5 separate regions of the Mus musculus genome follow, and regions 1, 2, 4 and 5 are each linked to region 3. A link is a loop called in an ENCODE intact Hi-C map of the cell type or tissue named here. Cell type or tissue: heart. All regions are shown on one strand. Region 1 has its middle 32 kb from the start of Prnd. Region 2 holds the start of Cds2 (CDP-diacylglycerol synthase (phosphatidate cytidylyltransferase) 2). Region 3 holds the start of Gm14095 (a long non-coding RNA gene). Region 4 has its middle 53 kb from the start of Gm46766. Region 5 has its middle 3.8 kb from the start of Prokr2.

The links. Hi-C counts contacts between places; a loop is a spot of excess contacts. Peaks named below come from ENCODE experiments on the same cell type or tissue, not always from the same donor. Only the 100,000 strongest peaks of a DNase experiment are listed, where the experiment ranks them.
Region 1: a loop joins it to region 3, with 4 times the contacts of the local background. A loop is called at or near these places in 5 of 42 quality-filtered maps.
Region 2: it touches region 3 in a loop (12-fold over the local background); 13 of 42 quality-filtered maps call a loop at or near these places.
Region 4: a loop joins it to region 3, with 7 times the contacts of the local background. A loop is called at or near these places in 37 of 42 quality-filtered maps.
Region 5: it touches region 3 in a loop (6-fold over the local background); 19 of 42 quality-filtered maps call a loop at or near these places.

What each region holds. Positions count from the first base shown.
Region 1 is chr2:131,980,413-131,985,412 of GRCm38, reverse strand. No RefSeq gene overlaps it. Among named protein-coding and RNA genes, the nearest start is that of Prnd, 32 kb to the right of the region's middle. In heart, a CTCF peak has its summit at 2,665 (motif pointing left); a DNase peak (open chromatin) is centred at 4,382; H3K4me3 peaks cover 502 bases; H3K27ac peaks cover 1,624 bases.
Region 2 is chr2:132,259,903-132,264,902 of GRCm38, reverse strand. It overlaps Cds2 (CDP-diacylglycerol synthase (phosphatidate cytidylyltransferase) 2), which reads right to left and starts at 1,755. Exons shown (of 13, transcript NM_138651.7): 1 at 1,406-1,755. The coding sequence starts at 1,459. It overlaps Gm46766 (a long non-coding RNA gene), which reads right to left and starts at 1,399. Exons shown (of 2, transcript XR_001783482.2): 1 at 1,163-1,399. In heart, CTCF peaks have their summits at 1,742 and 1,944; DNase peaks (open chromatin) are centred at 372, 1,002 and 1,772; H3K4me3 peaks cover 2,223 bases; H3K27ac peaks cover 1,865 bases.
Region 3 is chr2:132,483,405-132,488,404 of GRCm38, reverse strand. It overlaps Gm14095 (a long non-coding RNA gene), which reads left to right and starts at 1,804. Exons shown (of 3, transcript XR_866754.2): 1 at 1,804-1,914; 2 at 2,972-3,093; 3 at 4,967-5,000. In heart, a CTCF peak has its summit at 2,753 (motif pointing right); no DNase peak of the experiment used is centred here; H3K27me3 peaks cover 558 bases.
Region 4 is chr2:132,313,646-132,318,645 of GRCm38, reverse strand. No RefSeq gene overlaps it. Among named protein-coding and RNA genes, the nearest start is that of Gm46766, 53 kb to the right of the region's middle. In heart, CTCF peaks have their summits at 2,467 (motif pointing left) and 4,440 (motif pointing right); a DNase peak (open chromatin) is centred at 2,445.
Region 5 is chr2:132,386,782-132,391,781 of GRCm38, reverse strand. No RefSeq gene overlaps it. Among named protein-coding and RNA genes, the nearest start is that of Prokr2, 3.8 kb to the right of the region's middle. In heart, a CTCF peak has its summit at 2,037 (motif pointing left); no DNase peak of the experiment used is centred here; H3K27me3 peaks cover 324 bases.

The DNA.
Region 1 (5,000 bases), 500 kb after region 3:
CCCCTTCAAGCAAAACTCTGATTATATACTTTGGCTTTAATTCTGCTTGGGGATCTACTGCCCCTGTACCAGAAGGCCCTGACTTCCTAATAATGATGACTTTTAATATATGATTGATTCAACCTCAACTCCTCCCATTACCAACAAATTTAAAGCATAATTAACCATGAGCTAATTACTAAACTCCAAACTCTGTCAGCCCACTTACACCCTGCTGCGAGCCCTAACCTACATTGCCCTTCTTAATGACAGCTCTCCCTCATAAAGAATTATAATGGCAGAAGAAGAGTCACAAAGATGCCCAAGGCATACCTAAGGTCTTGACTCTGATCCCAAGGGCTTAAGTCCTAGTGAGCTTAGAATTAACCATAAACTTTGTACAACACATAACATAGCATTAGGATAGCACGAGCCGGATGCCCCTGATGAAGATGGTCCTATCTCACTGCAGCTTTCCTTCCTCTAAGCACAGTGAGAGTGGACTATGTCTGCAGCATGGGCTGTGGCTGCTAAAAGCTGCCTTCACCTTGTGCTGTAAGGGCCAACCCAGGGTCTGGGCTCTGGTTTGCTAGGCCTCCTTAGAGCCCTAGGAGGGGGACATTCACAGAGCACAGGCCCTGGCCGTGTCCTTCTGTCTATGGATTGCAACCTTATCCCTTTTCTTCTGACTCACTTTTTAGGGGTGCCTCAGGGAATCATTTTGGGAGCATACCTTGCTGTTTACCTGCTGAGCATCCCAGACCTTGGGGTGCTTTCAGTAAGCCTTGTGTTTCCTTACTTTTCTGGTTTCCCTCTGGTCCCTGTCACGTTTCCTACCTGTGGCTAAGGTATTACTTGGTCAGACCAGACTACTACTTTGTGGCTGCTTCCTTGCCTTTCTTTCATCCCTGCCTGAACGTAGTCCCAAGACTGATCACAGAAGGAATCTTTCTACCTTTCTTTCATCTTGAACCCCAGTGGCCTCCAGCTGTACTTAGAATGAACTTAGAACTCCTAGGTGGTCTTCAGGACCCTCATTCTAGCCCCTACCCAGATCCTCAACCCATCTTGCATACCTGTGATCTTACTCCTCTGTCTAGCCACACCCCCACTGCAGGAGAAGATAGCAGATATTGGCAACTTATTCTAATTCATTCTCACTGCCCAGGACTCAGCTATCTTGACATCTTAACCCAGGTACTCTGCTCATTATATATCTGGCTTTGCCACAATAGTGGCAAGTACCTATAATCCTAGCACTTGGGATGTGAGGTATGAGATAGTGAGACTAGGTTACATAGAGTTTCGAGGCTAGCCCAACACTCATTGTGAGACTATCTCAGGCAACCAGAACAAACCCCCATGTAGTCAACACTGCAGTCCCAACCCAACCTTTTCTCGGCCATCTTTCTCAATGGTTTACTTCAGCCATGTGCACAGCTCTAGCACTTTGTCATTGGTTCACTTCACCCATGCACACAGCTCTAGCACTTTGTCATTGGTTCACTTCAGCCATGCACACAGCTCTAGCATTTTGCTCACTGTCAGCTCCTTTCTCTATAGTGGAAGCTTCCAGAAAACACAGCTCTCTCTGTTTCGCTCACGGCTGTATTCCTTCTGTTCAAGACACCTTTCTTGCCTGTGCTGAAGGAATGACAGGTTTTCCCAATAGAATGAGTGTATGGCTACATATCTCTGGTAATTCATCCAAGGGTCGGTGGGATAAGAAACGAGCTTCCCTTGGTGGGATGGAATTCAAGTTATATGTTACCCTGGGGTGGAGTGCCAGATCTCTTCCTTTGGCTTCTGGGTAAGAATTTACCAGAGTTCTTTCTTATGATCTTCACCCCATCACACCTGTATCACCCAGCTCAGTTCCACTGTACCATCCTGGTACTTTAGTGCAGTGTCTCAGTGCTCTATGGTGACATCACAGGGCTAGACTGTGACATCACAATGCTCCATGTGAATTCACAATAATGAACTGTGCCATCACACTGCTGCGTTTTTGCCACCACAACATCCCACCCTGACAGCATTGCTGGATGGTGACATCACAGCGTTTATTGTTCTATAACAGTGTGCTACTGTGATATCATAATGTGGTATTGAGTTGTTACACTGCTCCTTTGTGCTATTATCATGCTATCCTTTGACATTAAAGTGCACCAGTGTGTCATTGTGACATCACAGTGCAACAGTGTTCCATGATAATACTGTATTGTGACATCATTATGCTGAATTGTGACATCTTGGAGCATTTCCCTCTGGAGATGGCATACAGTAGAAAGACCAAACATCTTTCTTGTTCTGTCTGGAGTTCTGGATGAAGGATGAGTGTCAGTTTATGTGTCTCTGGGGCACACTTCAACATCAACTTCTGTTCAGGCAGAGCCTTGGGCTGAGGTTCTCCCAGCATGCATTAGGGGAGGTCCTAAATAACTCATCTCCAGAGGGCACCTGTGGAGGCAGGACAGGAGACAGAAGCTCTAGGAGAGATTCAAGGTCATTGTCTATCCCGGAAGGATTTGGAACTAAGGGAAGATTGGCCTCTCTTCAACCTGGCTAGGTGGTAGCTTATGAAAACAAACAAAAACAAACAAATAAAAACTCCCTGCATCTTTCTGTGAGAGGGACTAGACATGGACCCTTGCCTGTCCTGGTTGATGTTAGGATGCCCTCTGGTGGTGACGATGACTGCATAACATCTGCTTCCTAGCTCTACCAGTGATGGGCAAAGTTAGCCTGTACAAGTGCCTGTGCGTGCGTGTGTGTGTGTGTTTGTGTGTGTATGTGTGTGATTTTTCGTTGTGTAGCCCAAATTGACGTGGATTCTAGGCTCTCATACTCATGATTGTAGCCTAGGTAGACCATGTCTTTTACCCTGATGTCCTTACTTGGTTTGTCTATTTGTCCCATACTATTTTGCATAAGTAAGGGGGAAAATGTGATAGCTTCCCACCTTGAACTATGCTTTCCTGAGTTCAGTGGGTTTGGACATAGTTTTTGACGTATTTCTGGTGCATTTTGCACTTCGGTATTTCCCCTTTCTTCTTTTGTTCATTCGTTCATTTGTTCATTCTGTCCTCCTTCTCCCGCCATCTTTTCCTTCCATGTTTCTTTTTTAAAAATTTGAGACAAGGTCACCTTGGATGGTCTGGAAGTCACTATACAGACCAGGTGATCTTGTACTCTCAGCGATCCACCTGCCTCTGCCTGAGCACGGGATTAAAGGCGTGCGTGCTAAGTCTCTCAGCTCTTTTGGTGTTTCCTGTGTCTGGATTCTCAGAATCAAATCTTGACTCCTTTAATGTGAGGCTGTGATCTATGCTGCCCACCTCCCTTTCTTCACTGACCTAATGTATGCAGCATTTATTCTTGTCTCGTGAGGGCTATGCAGAGACTCTTCATGCTGTTTTCCTCAACTGGCAGCAACTACTGCTCTCATTATTGGTTTTAGACTAAAATCCTCACAACCCTGAAAAGACTCAAGAATTATTGCAAAACCCCGAAGGCTGAGGGGATAGCTCACTATCTCTGCCTGTGCTGGACAGGCAGAGAGCATTGAACCTCTGTGACTTATTGGCCAGCCAGTTGAGCCTACTTGGTGAGGTCCAGACCAGTGAGAGACAGACACTGTCTTAAACAGAACAGTGGATGGCTTCCAAGGAAAGCTTAAGGAGAGACACGTGGGGTTGTCCTCTGGCCTTCATATGCACAGACTTGCACACTTGAGTACTCACATACGTGCACATGCGCATGCAAACACACACACCCCACAAGTTAATGATACTGCTCATTTATGAGTAAGCACCGGTACCCATGAAGAATGCTTTCAGTGTGGATGTTGGGTTCGGAGATGGTTGGGGACGTGGGCTCTGTCTTGTCAATCTCTAACTCCCTTAACTGTTCTTTGGCTTTGAGAAATTCAGTATCCTTCTATGCGGGGACACCGAAGCACAGACTATTCTCTTGAAAGGACCCTGATGTTGGATCTAGGTTCATCCTGACAGTTTCATATTATCCTACCTGTGTGGACCTGGCCTCCAAACACTCTCCTTTAGAGGAGCTGGGAGTAGTGAAATGTATTAAGATGCAGTGGGGGAGTGGGTGCCCCCACATTCGCCTATCCAGAAGTTCTGAACAGGGTATTAAACAAGAGTTTTAAATACATGTGGAAAACCCCCCATCTGCTGAACTCAGCCCTTGCCTTCTGAGCTGGTGCCTAGTTCGACAGTGATGTCACCTTTACTACATTCCCAGGCAAAGGCTTGCTCTCATAGTTGTCATTCCTCTGCACAGTACAGGAACTGCTGGGCCAGCTGCAACTTCTCCCCGGGGGGCCTCGGACTTTCCTCTGTCTCTGTGCTCGGTGGGTTTCCTTTCCGGCCAGCCCTAATCTTGCCAATATCAGGAAACAGTGACAAAAGCCGGAGCCAGGGTGTCCTTCAGCTGGCCCCCACATCGCCTTGGCGTGCTGGAGACTCAAGAACAATGGTGCTTGAGAAAGTCTGCCTTCTGTTTCCTCAGGACGGACACCTTCATCCTCACCTCCTGTTTGGGCTGAAGCTGTTTCCCTGGCAGAGACGACTGGCCGGCCACTGGAACTTTTGCCTTGAGAAATGAGGCTTCTCCATATTACCATATAAGCATAGGAGAAGGACTCTGTGCTGTGAACTGGGGAGATAGCTTGTGAACTTGAATTTCTCTGTGTAGTTTTAGGGTTTTTCATTCTTCAAAATAGGAGGACAGAACTCAAGGCCAGCCAAACCTTGCTCTTCCTTCTACATGTCTGTAGGAAGCTAAGGACCCCTACCCAATAGCTCTGTCAGATCTCCTTCAGCACTTCAGTCCTACCTGGGGACAACAGGAGAAGCCCCTGCCTGTCTCTGTCCCTGTCCCTGTCCCTGTCCCTGTCCCTGTCCCTGTCCCTGTCCCTGTCCCTGTCCCTGTCCCTGTCCCTGTCCCTGTCTCTGTCTCTGTCTCTGTCTCTGTCTCTGTCTCTTTGTCTCTGTGTCTGC
Region 2 (5,000 bases), 220 kb after region 3:
TAGCGATTTCTAAGTATTGTCTTTGCAAGGTACTCCTCAAATCTGGACCTCAGCCCTAGACCTTCTCCAAAGGAAGAGAGTTCTCCTCTGATGACCCACTGTCTACAACTGTAACAGAGTTGTTTAAACCCTTTATCTTTCATCTGAACTATTCTTCCTAGTAAAATTACTGTTGGCATACTGACCCTAAGGCTTACGCTTGTTTCCTTCCTGATGTTCTAACCAATTCAAACACAGTAAAAAGGTACAAGCTGGCTAGGGGGCTAGTGCCTTTATACAGCACAGGATAGGCAGAGGTGGAGGAGGTCCAAACTAGCTAGCAGGGCTTCCTAGAGAGATTCTATCTAAAACAAAAGTTCTGATGTCAAACGTGGGTGCTTAGGCTTGATGCTGTTTCCTTAAACAGCATTGGGGGGTGGGGTGCCTTTAGTCCCAGCACTCAGAAGGATCTCTGGGATGGAGGCCAGCCTGATCTACAGATCAAGTTCCAGGACAGCCAGGGCTACAAAGAGAAACCCAGTCTCGAACAAGCAAACAAAGATACTAAACTCTGTCAACTATTAATCAGGGGAAACGCGGCATATCCTCCTCCTTTATTGAAGACAGGCTAGAAACAGACCTTCAACGGAACCCTTATTTCCGTATCAGCACGCAGGCCTACGTACGAGAGCTTCTGCAGGTCACAAGCTGACAATCTCTGACTTAACCAGTCTCCATCATTCTGGTCCAGGCTACCTCAGCCGGTTCTACTCATCACTCACTGATCCGAACCACAAATACGGTCCGTCATTCAATGTCCACAGTAAAACAACCACCCTCCACCTTTCTCAACTTCACACAAACCTCGCACTTTCAACCAAAGGAGCGCCCCCACATTGGCTGTGTCCCTGCCAAAATGGCCTCCTCCTTACCTTCCTCCTTTACCCCATCAATGCCCACACTTGGCGCAGTAAACAAACCCACCATTGGGAGCACACACCTGCTCACTAACCCGCCCTCTCACGGAGTGGATCAAGACTCCTCTCTGATAGAACCAACAGATTTAATGTTTTAATCAAGTTCAAAAGAAGGTTTTAATCTCCCAGGAGACAAATGCTATGGCCTGAGTCCTCCCCCATTCCCCAATCAACAGCAATACTTGTAAAGCAAGCGGTGAGCCTACATCGCGCTCTCCGGGCCCCAAGCAAGGTCTGTGGGGTGTCCAGCGTCCACATCGGGAAGGCCTAGGGAAGGCGAAGACCCTCCAGAGCTCACGCGCTACTCCCCGCGCCCGCAGACCGCTGTCCCCACAAGCAAAAGACACCCGCCGACCCTCTGCGCAACCCAGGCCTGGTACCCAGGGCCGCGATAAAGGTCAGAGGGCGAGGCTGCCGGCGCGCCCCTCCGCACTTAACGATGCCTCTACCTTGTCCTCCGGAGGTGCGTCCTCGCGGACAACCCTCTGCCGTAGTTCGGTCATGCTGGGGACCCCGGCGCGACGTCACCCCGAGTGAGCAGCACGGTGGCCGCGGGGGTCGGCTCAGTGAGCACGGGCTCTCGGCGGGCCCGAGCACCTCGCAGCCCCACCGTGCCTCGCACAGCCCCTGCAGCAGCGCCACTAGCCCCGAGCCCGGCCCCGCCCAGCACCGCTGCCGCCGCCCTTGCCCGGAGAGCGGAGCCGCTGTTTCCCCAGCGGCCGCTCGCTCCTCCTCCCGGGAAGCTGCGAGCCAGCGCGCACGCGCACTGCCGCCATCTCCGCCTGGAACCCCAGACGCCAGGAGGCGGGGCAGCCTGGCGGGGGTGGGGGCGTGAGCGGAGTTCGAGACACTCATTGGACAAAACCTAGAGGGGGCGGGAGAAAAAGAGCAGAGTGAACCAATGGGGTCCTTGCGTCCTACCGCAAGTCCCCGCGCGCGAGTGCTGGGTCCAGAAGGTAACCTGTTACCGGGGGACAACAGCGCCTCGTAGCGGCCTAGACTTGCTGCTCTCAGCTTGGGAGTCCAAACGAAGAGACCAGGTGGACCTCTGAACATCATAGCAGGAGGTGAAACCTGTTTCAGCTCACTTTGCCTTGCCAAGCCATGGTCGCTGGTAACTTAGTGAGCACTGATTCTGTCTAAGCACCGAACTCAGAAATAGTCTCGTCCCAATCACACACCTTTTTTGTTCACAGCACTCCAGAGACAAAGGCAAGTGGATCTGATCTATGTAACCTGTTCCACTGCTACTGAGACCCTGTATCAAAAAACAAACAACCACAACAAAAAACACTTAGAAATGGATATGATATCTGCAAGTAACATCATCCAAGATATTGCTTGTCTTAAGTTTTTGTCTTGTTTTGTGCTGAAGGTAGAACTCAGGACCTATGGGCTAGCGAGATGGTTCAGTGGGTAAGAACACTGACTGCTCTTCCAAAGGTCCTGAGTTCAAATCCCAGCAACCACATGGTGACTCACAACCACCCGTAATGAGATCTTACGCCCTCTTCTGGTGTATCAGAAGTCAGCTACAGTGTACTCATGTATAAAAATAAATCGTTCAAAAAAAAAAAAAAACCCTCAGGTTTGGCTCTTGTTAACCACAACTTCTGTGAGTAAGTTAACACCCACATCTAATTCTTTGAAAACCTTTGGGCTGAAAGGAATGTTTCCTATGGAGCCCCTCCCTCTATTCCTGACCTAGTTTAAGCATTTAGCCAGCAGCTACAAGGGTACGAGTAAGAATTAGAACTCAGACGTTTGTTACCACGCTGTAACCAATGTTCACATATGCTGCCTGAATTCAGTATTATGGGTGCTGTTCCAGCATTGTTCTCATGCAAAACAGGGCTCCCAGTCCTTAGCCAGATTGCAATCTCAAAGAAGTCTTCCACACCAAGGGTCAGGTTCCTTTTAGAGATTTTGACCAGAGCTGTGAGTTTTCAGAAAATAGGAAGAGTTCTGAAAAAGACTTACATTCTCAAATTCTTGTTATGATGTTTCAAATTAACAGCAAAATACTTAGACAAACTTCAGCCCTCTGGTCTTTGCATTTTATTTGCTATTTAACAGCTTTGCACAAATGCTTGGGTGCTCTTGTTCCTCTACTGGTGTTTGCTGGTTTTGTTGGGTTTGGGTTTTTGCTTTGTTCTGTTAGAAATAAATACCTTTTGAAGCCAGACTTTGGCTACTTTGTGGGCTTTTTTCTTTCTTCTACCCTTCTCCACCCTCTTCTTCCACCCTTTCAACACCCTATCACTATGTAGGAAAGGAAAAGAAAAAGGATAGAGGTGAAGGGTGGTGATAATATCATGTGACTATTTTCTGATAATTAAGGGCGTCAAGTTCCTTGGAGCAAGTTTGAGACCAGAATACATGGCTAGAGAAATGGTTCAATGGTTAGGCGCACTTATTGCTCTTGCAGAGGAAGGAGGTTTGGTTCTCAGCACCCATACAGGACGAACTGCCCATAATTCTGGTTCCAAGGGACTCAAGTCCCTCCTCTGGCCTCTAGGATCGTCTGCAATTACATGGTACACGTGTACACGTAACTCATACAGTCACATGCATACAAAAAATAAAATAAAATATTATCTTTAAAAATAATACAGGACTGGAGAGATGGCTCAGTGACTAGGAGAGCTGGCTGTTCTTCCAGAGGACCTGAGCTAAATTCTCAGCCACACATGGGAGCCCGTAACTGTCTGAGACTACAGTCCTAGGGGATTCAACCTCCTCGTCTAGCCTCTGAGGGCACCAGCTACACACATAGTGCACAGATGCACATAGAGACAAAACACCCACACACAGAAATAAACCAAGACCTGGAAATCAATCGATATAAATCAGAGTCATGAAACTCGATGAGGTGTGTACTCAGTGAGATAATGCCTTCCGACTCGGCCTGAACAAGGTTCTCACTTAGCATCATCAAACCTAACTGAGCGCAAACCAAATGCATCCCTAAAATCAGTGTGGTAGGGAGCAGGACTCCATTAACCGGACATTCTAGAAACCATGCTAATAGCACTTCAACTTTAATGCCTCGCCTTCAATAGCAGAAAGAAAAGTAAAAAATGTTCCTGTCATCCTTCATGTGCTTCCTCTGTTCCTTGGGGTTGGTTCTCATTGGTTGGTTCTCATTGGTTGGTTCTCATTGGTTGGTTGGTTGGTTGGTTCTCATTGATTGGTTGGTTGGTTTGGGTTGTTTGTTTGTTTCCTGCTCATTATATTTAGTTTTTTCTCTGGAATCTTTTCTTCCAGGACTCAGGCATTTTGTAAATTTCTTTCTTGTAAATTTTTCATTATAAAATTTCTTCTTAGATTTATTATTCTTCCAAGTATATGTGCCTGATCCCTGTAGAGGTCAAAATCAGAAGAGGTTTTTAGATTCCCCTGGAACTGGAGTTACAGATGGTTGTGAGCAATCATGGGGGTGCTGAGAATCAACCCCGAGTCCTCTGCATCAGCAACAAGTGCCCTTAACCACTGAACGATAATTGTCTCCAGCCCTCAGGTGTATTTTATTACGTTTTCCCTTCATTACACCTCCTGGTTAATTCCTTAATTTTTAAATATTGTGTTCATTAATAGAACTTGGGATTCCAGTCTCCCAGAATATCCAGGCTGATTACAAACCCAGTGTAAGAGGCAGTTACTATTATTGGGTTTAATAATGTCACTTCATAATTAAACACCTCCTGTTTTCTTCCTTCCTTCCTTCCTTCCTTCCTTCCTTTCTTTCTTTCTTTCTCTCTCTTTCTTTCTTCCTTTCCCAACAAGTTCTCTAGACTCTATAGTGAAGGCAAGCCTCAAACTCATGCAATCTTCCTGCCTCTGCCTCTGCCTCCCATATGCTGGCATTATAGGAACACATCATCTAACCTCAACCCTGATCTCGATATTCTCACACACACACACACACACACACACACACACACACACACACGATGAAGTGGCGTGAAAATTGCCAAATTCCCTAAATAGGTATACCGAACCTCTTCTTACAAGAATAATTTGTCAGTGAACAATTCCTTATCA
Region 3 (5,000 bases):
TGGACAAAGTACTGAGGAGAGGAGGTGTGCACCCTCAGGAGATTGGAGGCTCAAATTCTCAGGTCTCCTTAGAGAACTCTTGGGGCTCAGGACCAACAAGTGTGAGAGTTTGTGTGCTGGGAGGGAGACAGGTGCAAGTGAAAGAAAGTCGCTTAACCGTGGAGGGCAGCTCACTCCGTTTTTCCTCCCCTCTCTTCCCTTGCACTCTCTCAATGGCCCTGTCATACAACAGCAGATCAGGTCACAGCATTTACAGGTTAGGAGCCTTCATGTCCAAGCCAAGCTAAAGCTAGCATGGCTACACAAATGGAGATGAGTGACAGGGGAGATGCATCACCAAAGAAACCCTCTTCTTCCCTTTGCTCTCGATTAATTTCTATGAAACAGCTGCTCTGGGAGGTCCTACAGCTGAGGGGTACGCCACATGCTCCCCACAAACACCGATGCTGATTTCTTGGTTATGACGACTGCAGAAACGTAAAGGCTGGTACTCTTCAGCAGTGCTTACAGATCTCTGATGGATGAAGACGGTTAACAGAAGTCTTGGCATCCACTTACACATCAGACCTGCACGTACTCTGCCTCAGCCCTTGAGTCAGACCCTGCTTAAGTACGTGAACACGACGTTTTTGGGAAACGTGTTGTGCAAGACTTTCCCACAGGATTAATTTGGTCTATTGCCCACTGCAACAAACACATTTCTTTCACTCTGTCTAGTGCTTTCTCATTAACATAAGCACCGATGGTCCTTCACAAGGCTCAGACCAAACTAGGACACAAGATGCTCACAGAAGATGGTGGTAGCAACTGGAAGCATCTGGCAATTCCCGGATTAAGCTGCCATTCATATGGCTGCAAGTCTTAAGATCTTAGAAGAAAAAAACCACAAAGTGTGTGTGTGTGTGTGTGTGTGTGTGTGTGTGTGTGTGCGCGCGCGTGTGCGCGCGCGCTGGGTACATGCCGTGGCATGCATGTGGAGGTCAGAAGACAACTTTGAGTCAGTTCTCGCCTACCATATGGGTTCTCAGGATCAAACTCAAGTCATCAAACTTGGCAACAAGTGCCTTTATCCAAAGAGCCAACCCAACGGCCTGAGAAAACATTTTTTTGAAGCCATGCCTATGACCAATTGACAATCACCAAAGTTTTAGCCTCTTCCCCCAAATCACAGCCCTTCTGTTGAGCATAGCACAGCCACCTTTTTGGTTAGAGCTAATTCCTTTAAGCTTGCTTTATTTATTTATTTATTTATTTATTTATTTATTTTTAAAGATAAGGTGTAGCTCTGGCTGGCCTGGAACTCACAGAGATCCTTCTGTCTCTGCTCCCAAGGGCTGGGATTAAAGGTGTGTAGCACCATGCCTGATCTTTAAGTATATTAGCTGAAGCTCTTCCTCCAGAAAATTAATCGTTCATTCACCTATGTGTGCAACGGTGGCTTGGTTTCCATGGCACCGTTGTATACAACCACCTGCTATCAAGAGGGAGTCATTTCAGAGCAGAGGTTTTGAGGGATCTGCAGTCATGGAAATAAGTTCTCTGGCATGACCAAAGATGAGCATGGCTTTAAAAAGTCAAAAGTCAAAACCACAGGAGGGAAGAAGAGATCTAAGATATTGGGAAGGTTATTTATATGAGTATCCAAACAGCCAGACAGGAATAGTACCAAGGAGAATATTGAGAATAGAGATGTCCCCTCAAAATATGACACTCCAGGGGTAGGTGATGGCCATGTAGGTTTGGTTTGATATATTCTGCTGTGGATTTCACACAATATTTCCTGCATGCTCTTGTGTTGAACAGTTTATCTTCACTTGCTGATGCCATTTGAGATGTGATTGGAAACTTCAGTAGATGGGACCTAAGGTCACAGGGGGCTTCTGAAAGATGTACCTGCTTCCTGGTCACCATGAGGTAAACAGCCTGCTCTTCCACAAGCTTCCACTACCACAACGTTCTCCATAAGATGGAGTCCAGAAACACAGGCTCCCTAGTGCCTAGAGATGTGACCCAGTGGTAGTGTCTGGCTTGCATAAACAAGGCCCCAGGTTTACTACCTTGCACTGAAAAAAAAATCACTATTTTGCTGAAGTTTTTGTCACAGATATGAAAATCCTGACTAACACACATTGAGACCATACAATATACAAAGTTGGAGGTTTTAGCAACAAGGTAGAAAAAATATTTCTGGGGGTTGGTTATGCACACCTAATCCTAGTATTTGGAAAGCACAAGCAGGAGGCTTGTCAAGAGTTCAAGGTTAGTCTGGACTTTGTGTGGGTCCCGTGCCAGCCTGGGCTAAAAGTAAGACACTATATATCACAAAACACTTGATGAGTCCTTGGATGTGGCCTAGGTTCCCACCTAAGCAATAAAGATCCAATTGATGTTGAGTTTAACCACATCTGTTGCATGCTGGTTGGTGCAGGGGGTCTTGTAGCTGATTAACTGAGTGGTAACCAGCTGAGCAGCTGACTAAGGCGTTAAGTTACGGTCTGTTTCTCACCTCCAATTTTCTAAAACGTCTGATCGCATTGCTGTCTAAAGTTCTTAGAACTTGTGCTGATTCTGAGAACTGCCAGATTTGAGATCCTGTTTTTGCTTTATTTTGTTTTTCTTTGCTCAGACAAATGTCCTAAATTAATTGGTCCAGGGAACATCCAAAAGTAGCAATGGGAAGCAAAAAGATGCATCCCTGCAGTTTTAGTCCCTGGGATGCTAATGAGGGATGGGGAAGGCAAAGGAGTCACCACTAGAGGGCAGCAGAAGACGAAGGTGCCCCCAGAGTCAGGTTCTCAAAGGAGCCAGAGGATGAAATAAACTCAGATCATCTCTGGATTACAATGGTTCCATAGATACCTTTGGAAAACTGTATGTTGAAAATAATATTTAAAAGCAATACACATTTAAAAACCATACTTTGATAGGGGATGCATTAGTTACTGAGGGAGGACTTATTTTGGCTTCATAGCTTCATGGCATCACTAGTAGGAAGACGTGGTTGGAGCAGCTTGCTTCTCAGCTGAGGAAGCCTGTGGCTGGGCTCTTGACATCTCAGCAGATCTGCAGGCGAAGATCTAGACTGAACTGGAGGTAAGATAGCCTTCCCTGGATGTTAGCATCAGCGAGACAGGTCCTACATCCTAAAGGTCCCACAGCCTCTCAAAATGGTGCTATCAGCTAGAGACCAAGTGTTCAAACACATGAGCCTGTGGAGGACACTCTATACTCAAACCAAAACAGGGGTCATACTAGGATGGCAGATTAGTAGCAGCCTTTGTATGATTGTGTGGTACAGAGGTTGATAGAAATCAGAGAGACAACGGACAGAGTCTATACCAAAAACAGAAAGAGAGGAAAGGATCTGATAGCACAAGCGAGATCACAGGAGAATCAAAGACTTCCATAGTATAAGCCAGGGCTACTCTGACTCAAAAGAGTCCGTCCTAGCCCAGGATACAACCACAGTCCCAAGAAGCTTTAAAGCCTGTTGGGGGGCTGTGCTGTGTAATACTGCATTGGTTAAGTTTCTGCTGCTGTGATGAAACACCATGAGCAAGGTAACTTTTAGAAGAAAGAGTTTATTTAGGCTCACAGTCTGAGAGGGTTATAGTAGAGTCCATAATAGCAGTGATGCATGACAAGTCACAAGCATGATGGCCAGAACAGGATGCTGACAACTGACACCTTGAACTGCAAGTGCTAAGCAAAGAGTGAACAGGAAATAGAGTGAGGCTCTGAGCTCTCCAAGCCCACCCCAGGATACCAACTTCCTCCAGCAAGGCTGTGTTCCCAAAACTTCCCCAAGCGGTTCCCCACCAACTGGGGAGCAAACACTCAAATGCCTGAGCCTATAAGCACATTTCTCATCCAAACTGCCACGTATTCCAAAACCTGGAAACAGAAAAGAAATGGACAGATTTCTAGACACACATATGACCTTCCACATTGAGAAGGTATGAACCACATAGATCTATAGTGAACAATGAAATTAAGGCAGTAACATGCCACTCAACAAACAGGAGCTCAGGCTGGATTCATTCACAGCCGACTTCTACTAATCCCTAAATAAGGACTAATAGCAATGTTCTCCAAGCTATTTCATGAAATACAAAGGGACACTCCAAGCTCAGCCTATGTGGCCAGTATTACCCCGAGACTAAAGCTGGATAAAGACAAAAACTATAGATCGTCTTTTCCTGATAAACACAGATACACTCTCAGTAAAGTGCTGGCAAACTGAATTCAACAGCACATAGAAAGTGTGACTCACCATGAACAGGATATTCTTATTCCAGGGGAACAAGGATGTTTCAGCACATGCGGTGTAATAATGTGATGGTTTGAATACATTTGGCCCCCATAGATTCACATATTTGAATGCTTGGCCATCCTGAGTGGCACTATTAGGAGGTGTGGCCTTATTGGAAGAGGTATAGCCTTCTTAGAGGAGGCATGTCACTATGAAGGTGGGCTTTGAGGTCTCCTGTGCTCAGGCTCCACACTGTGCCAAAAAATAGTCTCCCGCTGGCTGCCTTTGTATCATGATGTAGGACTCTCGGCTCCTCCAGCACCGTGTCTGCCTGGATGCTGCCCTGCCTCCCACCATGATAACAAAGGATTGAACCTCTGAAACACTAAGGCAGCCCCAATTAAATGTTTGTCTTTACAAGAGTTGCCTTGGTCATGGTGTCTCTTCACAGCAATAAAACCCAAACCAAGAAAAATAGCATTTCAATATAGAGGTAGGCTCAGAAATCACATGATCATCACAATTGATCAGAAAGGATTTTAACAAAGTTCAAATCTTTTCATGACAAAAATCCTCTGTTAAAGCTAGGAGTAGAAGGAACATGTCGTAACATAATGAAAGATGGGCAAACCAAATGTATAGCCTACATTATACCAAGTGTAGAAGGCACTGAGAGCATCTCCCCTAAAGCCAGGACTCTCACTTCTCTTTCAGCATCATGACTGAATGCTTAGCAAGAGAAAGACAT
Region 4 (5,000 bases), 170 kb after region 3:
CCCTGATGACTAAGGATGTTGAACATTTTTTCAGGTGCTTCTCTGCCATTCGGTATTCCTCAGGTGAGAAACCTTTTTCAGTTCTGAGCCCCATTTTTAATGGGGTTATTTGATTTTATGGAGTCTACCTTCTTGAGTTCTTTATATATATTGGATATTAGTCCCCTGTCCGATTTGGGATAGGTAAAGATCCTTTCCCAATCTGTTGGTGGTCTTTTTATCTTATTGACGGTGTCTTTTGCCTTGCAGAAGCTTTGCAATTTTATGAGGTCCCATTTATCGATTCTCGATCTTACAGCACAAGCCATTGCTGTTCTATTCAGGAATTTTTCCCCTGTACCCATATCTTCGAGGCTTTTCCCTACTTTCTCCTCTATAAATTTCAGTTTCTCTGGTTTTATGTGGAGTTCCTTAATCCACTTAGATTTGACCTTAGTACAAGGAGATAGGAATGGATCAATTCGCAATCTTCTACATGATAACAGCCAGTTGTGCCAGCACCATTTGTTGAAAATGCTGTCTTTTTTCCACTGGATGGTTTTAGCTCCCTTGTCAAAGATCAAGTGACCATAGGTGTGTGGGTTCATCTCTGGGTCTTCAATTCTGTTCCATTGGTCTACTTGTCTGTCGCTATACCAGTACCATGCAGTTTTTATCACAATTGCTCTGTAGTACAGTTTTAGGTCGGGCATGGTGATTCCACCAGAGGTTCTTTTATCCTTGAGAAGAGTTTTTGCTATCCTAGGTTTTTTGTTATTCCAGATGAATCTGCCGATTGCCCTTTCTAATTCGTTGAAGAATTGAGTTGGAATTTTGATGGGGATTGCATTGAATCTGTAGATTGCTTTTGGCAAGATAGCCATTTTTACTATATTGATCCTGCCGATCCATGAGCATGGAGATCTTTCCATCTTCTGAGATCTTCTTTAATTTCTTTCTTCAGAGACATGAAGTTCTTGTCATACAGATCTTTCACTTCCTTAGTTAGACAAAAGCAAACATTTAACTGGGGCTGGCTTACAGTCTCAGAAGTTTAGTTCACTATCATCATGGTAGGAAGCATGGCAGCATGCAGGCAAACTTGGTGCTGGAGGAGCTGAGAGTTCTACATCTTCATCAGAAGGCAGTAGAAGAGACTGTCTTCCTCAGGCAGCCAGGGGAGACTCTGTTGTGCACTGGGTGTAGCTTGAACTTATTTATGAGACCTCAAAGACTGTCTATACTGTGACACACTTCCACCAGCAAGGCCACACCCACTCCAACAAGGCCACACCTTTTTTTTTTTTTTTTTTTTTTTTTTGAGACAGATTTCTCTGTATAAACCCTGGCTGTCCTGGAACTCACTCTGTAGACCAGGCTGGTCTTGAACTCAGAAATCTGCCTGCCTTTGCCTCCTAAGTGCTAGGATTAAAGTCGTGTGCCACCACTGCCTGGCTAAGGCCATACCTCTCTTTTTTTTAATTTTTATTTTATATATATATATATATATATATATATATATATATGACGAATAAACTGTAGCCATCTTTAGACACACCAGAAGAGGGCATCAGATCCCTTTACAGATGGTTGTGAGCCACCATGTAGTTGCTGGGAATTGAATTCAGGACCTCTGGAAGAACAGTCAGTGCTCTTAACCGCTGAGCCATCTCTCCAGCCCAAGGCCATACCTCTTAATAGTGCCAATCTCTTGGCCAAATATTGAAACACATGAATCTATGGATCCAAACCTCTTCAAACCACCACAATGAGGAACTGTATTACAGGGTCACAGCAGTAGGGAGGTTGAGAGCCTCTGCATTATACCATGAGGAAATATAACTAATGCAGGTAGACACTGCATTACTCATTTTACACTGAAGAAGGGGTAGCACAGACAGGGCTAGTAACCTGCCCAGTGCCACACAGCCAGTCAGCAATCCCCCAACTGAAACAGAAAGGACAAGCCATTCCACCTCTACAGGTGTGCAAGGAGATCTGTGAGGGAGGCCCAGCACTGGCTGGGAATCGGAACAAGGCCATGAGATGTTCAGGTGGCATCCTAATGCGCCCTAGGCTGCCTGAGCTAAGTCAGCTCTGGTAGTTATAGCCTGCCCTCCTCTCTGTTCCCGAGACAAAACATTCCTTCTGGGTGCAAACAGTTGCAATACAGCACCAATTTCCCTGGAATACTGAGGCCAGTTCTTTCTTTTGCATAGAAAGGCATTCACTCCTCAGACCACGCTGATCCCATGACAAACAGAAGCTTCTGGCCAGTGACTATCGGCTGCTAGCAACTGGAGCAGGGCTTTGCATATTTTCTCAGCTACCTCTGCTTCATGCAGAGGAGGCTAAGTGGTTGAGCAGTCTCATCAACGCAGAAGAAAACAGTGAGGTTGGGCCTGGATCTTACTCAACTGTGTCCTGAGCTGGAGCGCTTGAGCCTGACTCCTGGTTCACTGCTGCCCTCTCCTGGGCTTTTGGCAGCACTGCCTGACTGCAAAGAGTACTGCAGTTTTGATTTGGTTGGCTGGTTTGGAGTTTATTGTTATTACTGTTATGGTTTTTTTTAGATACTCACATCATTTCCCCTTCCCTTTTCTCACTCCAAACCCTCCCGTATACCACCTCTTGCTCTCTTTCAAATGTGTGGTCTTTTTTTTTTTTTCATTAATTGCTGTAACACTCATGCATGCATATAGGAACTGAGTTTTACTCAGGCCTCTCAAACTGCAGAGACCAGGGACAGCATTTCCATCAAATGGAAGATGGGGCAGGCAGAGGCAGAAGGGAGGCATTTCTTGTTCTCCAATCTACTACAGGGCCTCTCAAAATTGCACATATTATAAAATTGTACATGTGTATAAAAATCGTATAGGAAATGAGAATGTAGCTCAGAGATAGACGACCTGGCATGTACCCCCAGGCCATTCTCCTTTACAAATAGTCAGGATTAAAGGTGGCCACTTCTCAAGAATTCTTCTGTGTATCGAGGACTCCATACAAAACAAAACACTTCTTTTATTGCTATAAACACTCATCTATCCACTAACCAAATTCAATCGTGTAACCCGACTTCTCACCCCAGCAGGTCCCTCTGGTTCTCTCTACTTGGCTTTCTGGGTGTCTTCTTACTTTGGAGAATCAGATACCTTTTTAGGTAAGAACGTAGGCAGGCAGGCAGGCAGATGGATAATGTATGATAGGTAAGAGGGTACACAGATGATAGGTAGGTTAAGTAGGCACGTACATAGATAAATAATAATTAGATAGATAGGTCGGACAATAGATAGATAAATAGATGATAGGTAGGTGGATAGGTAGATGATAGGTAAGTAGGTAGATAAATAACTGATATGTAGTTGGGTGGATACATACATGCTTACATACATACATACATACATACATACATACTAGATGACGGACAGTGTGGTGATCTGAATGAGAACCACCCACCATGGACTCGGATGTTTGAACACTCGGTCCCCGGTTAGTACGGTTTAGGTGTGGCCCTAGTGGAGGAAGTCTGTCACTACGGTGGGCTAAAAGGTTTCAAAGCCACACACCATTACCAATTCCCTGTCTCTGCCTTGTGCTTGTGAGCCATTAGCTTCTGCTCCAGCCACCATGGCTGCCGCCTGCTGCCGCCCCTCCATCCTGGACTCTTTCTTACCCCTCTGCAACTGTAAGCCCAAATGAATTCTTCATCTACAAGTTGCTGTTCTCATGGTGTCTTATCATAACAAACAGAAAAGTGACTGATACAGATAAATCAGATGGGCAGGTAGCTAGATAGACAGACAGCTTGTGCTGAGTACAGGTGACCATTTGACAGGCAGCACACAGACATGCTGAAGTCCCTCCCTTTGTCACACTGTGAAAGGTCTGCACCTGTGGGGTGAGTGATTCCTTGACAGCCATTCATGGTTTTTTTTTCCCCCTCTTTCTACTTAAATAATTGGGCAAGATTTAATATTTAAACAAAACCTTTAGTGTCGATGACATAAAAAGACCCAACCTCAAACCCTTGACATTACTTGTAAACAAGCTAATAATAGATCTTTAAATGGAAAAATAAACACCTTCTGTGGAAGCGTCTAAGTGCTGGATATACGCCATCTGAAGACACTCTGCCTTAAGCTTAGTAGGACCAATTTGTATAGTCTGTGACTTTAAAGAAATCTGTATGATTAAAAAAAGTTTTAGAACAACACAAAATTATGAATGAACTAAAGATGGTGGCAGTGTTAGGAAGGAAAGGGAGAGGACAGCTTTCCAGAAAAAAGGCGTCCACGTCCAAATGACCTCTCCAGGAACTGTGGGGCGGCCTCTGAGAGGAGAGCCCCCAATCAAGGCTCCGATGCAGCCTGGTAATGAAGCAGAAAAAGTACAAAAGAAACATTCTTTTTCTTTTTTAAGATTTATTTATTATTATATCCAAGTATATTGTTGCTGTCCTCAGACGCACCAGAAGAGGGCATCAGATCTCATTACGGATGGTTGTGAGCCACCGTGTGGTTGCTGGGAATTGAACTCAGGACCTTTGGAAGAGCAGTCAGTGCTCTCACCTGCTGAGCCATCTCGCCAGCCTGAAACATTTCTATAGGAAACTGGATGTTTAACATTCCATGACCTTTAGAGACAGGGTGTCCCACTCAGCCAGGAACCACCTCAGACTCATCATCCTCTGCTCCTCACCCCCCCCCCCAGGTGTCTTGACTACCAGCAAGCACCACACTTAACCTTAATGCTTTTTCAGACACCATCTGCTTTCCTGTGCTTGTGCCAAGAGAACCCCTCTCTGCCCTATGCCATCCCCTCTGTTCTATGACCCCCCTCTGTCCTATGGCCCCCTCTCTGTCCTATGCCCCCTGTCCTATGGCCCCCTCTATCCTATGCCTCCCCTCCCATCTTATGCTCCTGTCCTATGGACCCCTCTCTGTCCTATGCCCCCTGTCCTATGGCCCCCTCTGTCCTATGCCTCCCCTCCCATCTTATGCTCCTCTGTCCTATGGACCCCT
Region 5 (5,000 bases), 97 kb after region 3:
CCCTCACAGTCTGAAGGTAGATTTTTCTCTTGATAAAAGAACACAAAAATGAACACCTTACTTGTAAATTGATATCTAGTAACTAGTGATAAACTTGAAATGCTAGGATTCTTTACAGCCTAATCCTAGGTAGCCTTAGAGAAATGTATTTTAGTTATTTTTGAACCTGTATTCACCTTGTCTTTTCAAGATATCTTAAGTTATATTTTCTTTCTCAGAGCTGCTTTTTATTTGGGGGGCTACTTTTTTTTTTTAATTGAGGCGTAAACCATAAAAGGCTCCTTTACTTTGGTGAGACGTTTTACAACTTTGTCAGGTTGTCTTGCTCTCATCTTCCAAGAATGGTCATTTTGCTTTGTTAGATTTACTTTTAAAGTCCTGACATGGGTTACTTCAAGTGTAAAGCAGTGCAAAGATCAGGTGGCTTTAAACCAGCTGTTTGGTTATTAGAAAACATCTGTGGAGGGCCTGTCCAGCAAGCAGAATCGCACAGCCTGGTGTGTGGAAAACCCTGAGTTCCACCCTCAGCTCATGAAGAGCAGCGCACGGAAGAAAACTCTGGGGCAAAACCATTTTATTGGCTTGGTTCATACTCCAATTAGCTTTTCAAACGCGTTGAATGTGTCAAAACAAAGTGCTGTTTTTTTCCGCGTTACCAAATATCTACATAACTTTTTGCTTGCATAAGTGCGCCCGTGTTCTTTGTTACACACATAATCTATGTCTCCTGTGTCACCTTCAAAATATACACACTTACAATTCTTCCACCATGCCAGCACCTGGGGATAATTGCTCCAACACATGGTAATTTCCACTTCCAGTTTTTTTTATTCACACATCCAAAAAAATCTGGATGCTAACCAGGTTTTTGTTACAAGAATTGCCTTCGTGCAGAGCCCGCCTGCCTTGATATGCCACTTGTGTTAATAATAGTATTTAAAGCAAGGCTAAAAGCACTTAGGGAGAAATCATAACTTGGGTAATAGATTTGAGTGACTGTCAGCTGCTAGAAGGCACTGCTGTGGCCTTGGTGGTGAGGGTATGACACTACATCTAGTTACCCGTGATTCCCTGGAGTATTAAATTCCTGCTGGCAAAAGAAAGACGCAGGAAGTAGTTGTCTCTTTGGGAAGCTCATTCAGCTTCAAGAAAAACAAGCAAGAAGGTTGAATGTGATAGTGCATGCCTTTAATCCCAGCATCCAGGAGCCAGAGGCAGAGACAGGTGGATCTCTGGTCTACGTAGTAAATTCCAGAACAGCAGGACCATATAGTGAGACCCTGAGTCAGCCAGATAGAGAGGTTCATAGATAGATAGATAGATAGATAGATAGATAGATAGATAGATAGATAGATAGATAGATAGATAGGCAGGCAGGCAGACAGACAGACAGACAGACAGACAGACAGACAGATGGTAGAAAGAAAAGAATAAAACAACCAGAATCACTAAGAGAAGCCTAGTCTTTTGCCTGGAAAACTGGAGACCACCAAATGGCCTCAGACAGATCACAGTGTGAATCACCCTGAGAAGTAAACAGGAGATGCCCACTTCAGAACTCACTGCAACCTAACCACAAATGCAGATTGAATTCCCTGGCCTTAAATAGCATGAAGTTCCTGTTTGGGTGCCACCTTTGAAGTTTATGAAGCAAAGAGCACTTTATGTAAATGGACACACTATCGGGGAAACCATTACAACACCAAGGAGAACGTTTGCCATTGGAGGTAGGGAGGGCTAGAAAGGGGAGTATATATATGGCACCTGCGTTCCTGGTGCTCTGCCTTAGCATGTGCGCAGAAACCTAAGACCAGCTGACTGAGAAATGAAGTCTCTGAAGCTAGGGCTCAAAAATAAGTCTTCCCTCTTACAAGTGCGTTCTGCCAGGTGCTTTTTACCAACAAGGAAGTGAATGCCTGGCACAGCCCCTGTCTACTTTCTCTAAACAAAAGATTCTGATCCAAGGGGAGCCACTTTGGGACTTGACCGACACCTTCACAGTCCTCAGTCAGGGGCTCAATTTAGCCCTCTGCTGGCAGAACAGGGAAGTTTTGTTCTGCGCTGTGACTCGGACTTTCTCAGGGCACCTGAGCTCTGATTATCTCCTTAACTCTATCACCTGCTTTATCTTTCTCTCGTTCACCTCCCCCTCTCCATCTTACCCTTCCATTCCCCGAAGCATCTCCTACAATCAGTTCCTAGAAAGCACGCAAATCTTTGTCTCCAGATGTTTTAAGTAACCCAACCAAAGGCCATATTCCACTTTAGAAATGCTAACCAAGGCCATATATATATATTTTTAATATTCAGGTTAACCCAGAGCCTTATGCCATTCACCGTGAAAATGGCTTGCCTTCCCTCCTAAAATGAGCCCAAATATCCTTATGCTTGCTTGATTGGCATTTTTGCACATACGGAAGAAAGCACAGGCCAAAGGGGTCAACCCCAGGGGCCAGGCAGAGAAAGGTTTGTCTATTCCACATATCCACATTATATAAATTTTCCCTCAGACTTGTGCACAACCCCAGAACTCCTGTGGCACATGCTATGCCTGTGTCCTTTCTTGAGCTCAGGAAAGAGTGACATGAACACCTGAACCTGGAGGAGAAAGAGTCAGAGACAGAGGCACAACGTGAATCAATACTGAAGTGCCTCTTTATAAAAAAGAAAATTTCCCCAAGTTCAGTCAGCAGGGATGGAAAGACTGGTGTTTCTTCATAGCTAGAACACTGTCCCCTCTACCTCTCATCCCAGCAAAAGAAGGTCCTAACCACGAAGAAGACCGCATTAGCTAAACTCTCTTATGGAATCCGGTCCTCCACCCCCTTTTTAAGTGCTGTACACTAAACTCAGAGCCTTTTATGTAGTAGGAAAGCATTCTACCACTGAGCTAAGTGCCTAGTGCTTTTTTACAAACAAACAAATAAATAAATAACAAGCTCTCACTATGTGTTCTAGGCTGGGCTTGAACTCCCGATCCTCTGACCTCAACCTCTCAGAGTGCAGGGATTACAGGTGAGCATGTGTTTGCCCAGCTGGAATTTAGCTTTGCATCTGGTGACCAGCTCCATCCTCCCAGGAGTCCACTCTCTCGTTCCACCTCTCCTACTTCTGCCTCCTCTGGGGGCCTCAAAACTTCTGAAACAGTTTCTATGGCAATCCCAAATTCTGACCCAAACATCTCTCAGGCTTTCATCCACAGACAGGAAGTATGGCTAGTGGCCATGCAATCTGCTACGCTTCACTCTCTGCACTGTCCCTTGGTCCTGCCCTCAGAGCAGATAAAGCCAGAGAGGCAGCCTGAGTTCTACTTAGTAAAGCCAGCCCACCAGTGTCTTACACAGTCATTCCACAGAACCCTGAAAAGGCAGGTGGGTTGTGTGAAACCTTGAACCTCTACGGAGTCCCCATCTGTCTAACTACAGTAACTCACAGAGCTAAATGACTTTTAATTTCAACAGCCTTACAAAGTTTACCTGCCAATGTGTCAATAGCAACAGCACAGTCTTAGTTTGATTTCTTAGTGTGATTCTACAAGAGACACACAGACATAAAAAAAAATGATGGAATAGATTTGTTTTTTAAGAACAGAGTCCCTCCCTCCCATACTTTGAAAGACTGAAAGGTCACCATGGCTACAGGACTGAGGGGAGGAAACATTACTGAGAAATCTTGCTTTGGAATACTGCTTCTCTAAACAAACGTGTGTTCATCAATCGAATGTGTGGCCTTGACCTCTGTCCAACAGACGGCTTAATAGAGCCCCACGGAGCTCTTTGTGACAAGATCCACCACAAAGCCTTGTACAAATGCTTTTATGCTTTGACTCAGCAATACCACTTCTGGGAATTTGTCATACAAATATCCTTGTACATGCACCCAAAGATGCTCTGTGTACTCGGTCACTGATGAGCTATAATACGCACACCATTCAATACCACAACACTATAAGAACAAAAAATTGGAAATAACTTAATCTGTAATTTTACAGACATCTTGAACCTGTCAAACCAACATATCCAGCAGTGTGGGTTGTAAAAGGTAGCAACAGTGTATCCGTACAATAGACTATGTTATAGTAGAAAGGTGAAGAAGCCATAAATATATATATATTAGATTACAGATACCCCTTGGAAAAACAGGAAAAACTGTGCATACAAGGTGGATGGGAAAGAATGCTATTTTATATGATATCATTTTATGTGTTTTAATTTTTGAATTGTGTTGAGTTTGCTATTGGCTGAGAAACTGTCCTGCAGTATGACACTTCATAAGGACATAGGTACCACAATCAAGCTATGTGTCCCAATTCCTCACCAGTAACTTTGTAGTGGAATCTTTACCTCTGCCATCCATTATTTTCAGGGGATGTATGGTGGGAAGCCATACTCCAGAAAAGAATCACTTTTATTGGCCTATGGCCATGTCTCTGAGAGATTGTCTTACTGTGGGAGGGCCCAGCCCACTATGGGTGGCACCATCCCTAGGAAGGTGGGCCTAGGCTACACAAGAAAACTAGCTGAATGAGCTTAAGCCTATGAATGAGCCAGGAAGCAGTGTTCCCCTGTGGTTTCTGCTTCAAGCTTCTGCCTTAAGTTCTTGCTCTAACTTCTCTTAGAGATAAACTGTAACTAGGGAACATTAGCCAAATTAACCCTTTCCTCCCCGGTTTGCTTTTGGTCAGAGTGTTTTATCATAGCAACAGAATAAACTAGGACAGGCCCTATGCCTTTTCTCCTCTGCGTACACTGACTTAATTCAAGTCACAGTATTATTCAAGTACTGTGGTGGTAGGAAGGGGTGACTTAATGGAGTTCAATATGGCAATCTCAGGCTTACCAACAATTCAGTGTTGCCCTTTAGAAGGATGTTATTCTGTGCCGGCATTAAACCACTCCAATGTCCTGAATAATAATGGTGTGCCTTCCAGGGAACACACTTTGTGGTGGTGGTGGCGGCGTGTGTGTGTGTGTGTGTGTGTGTGTGTGTGTGTGTGTGTG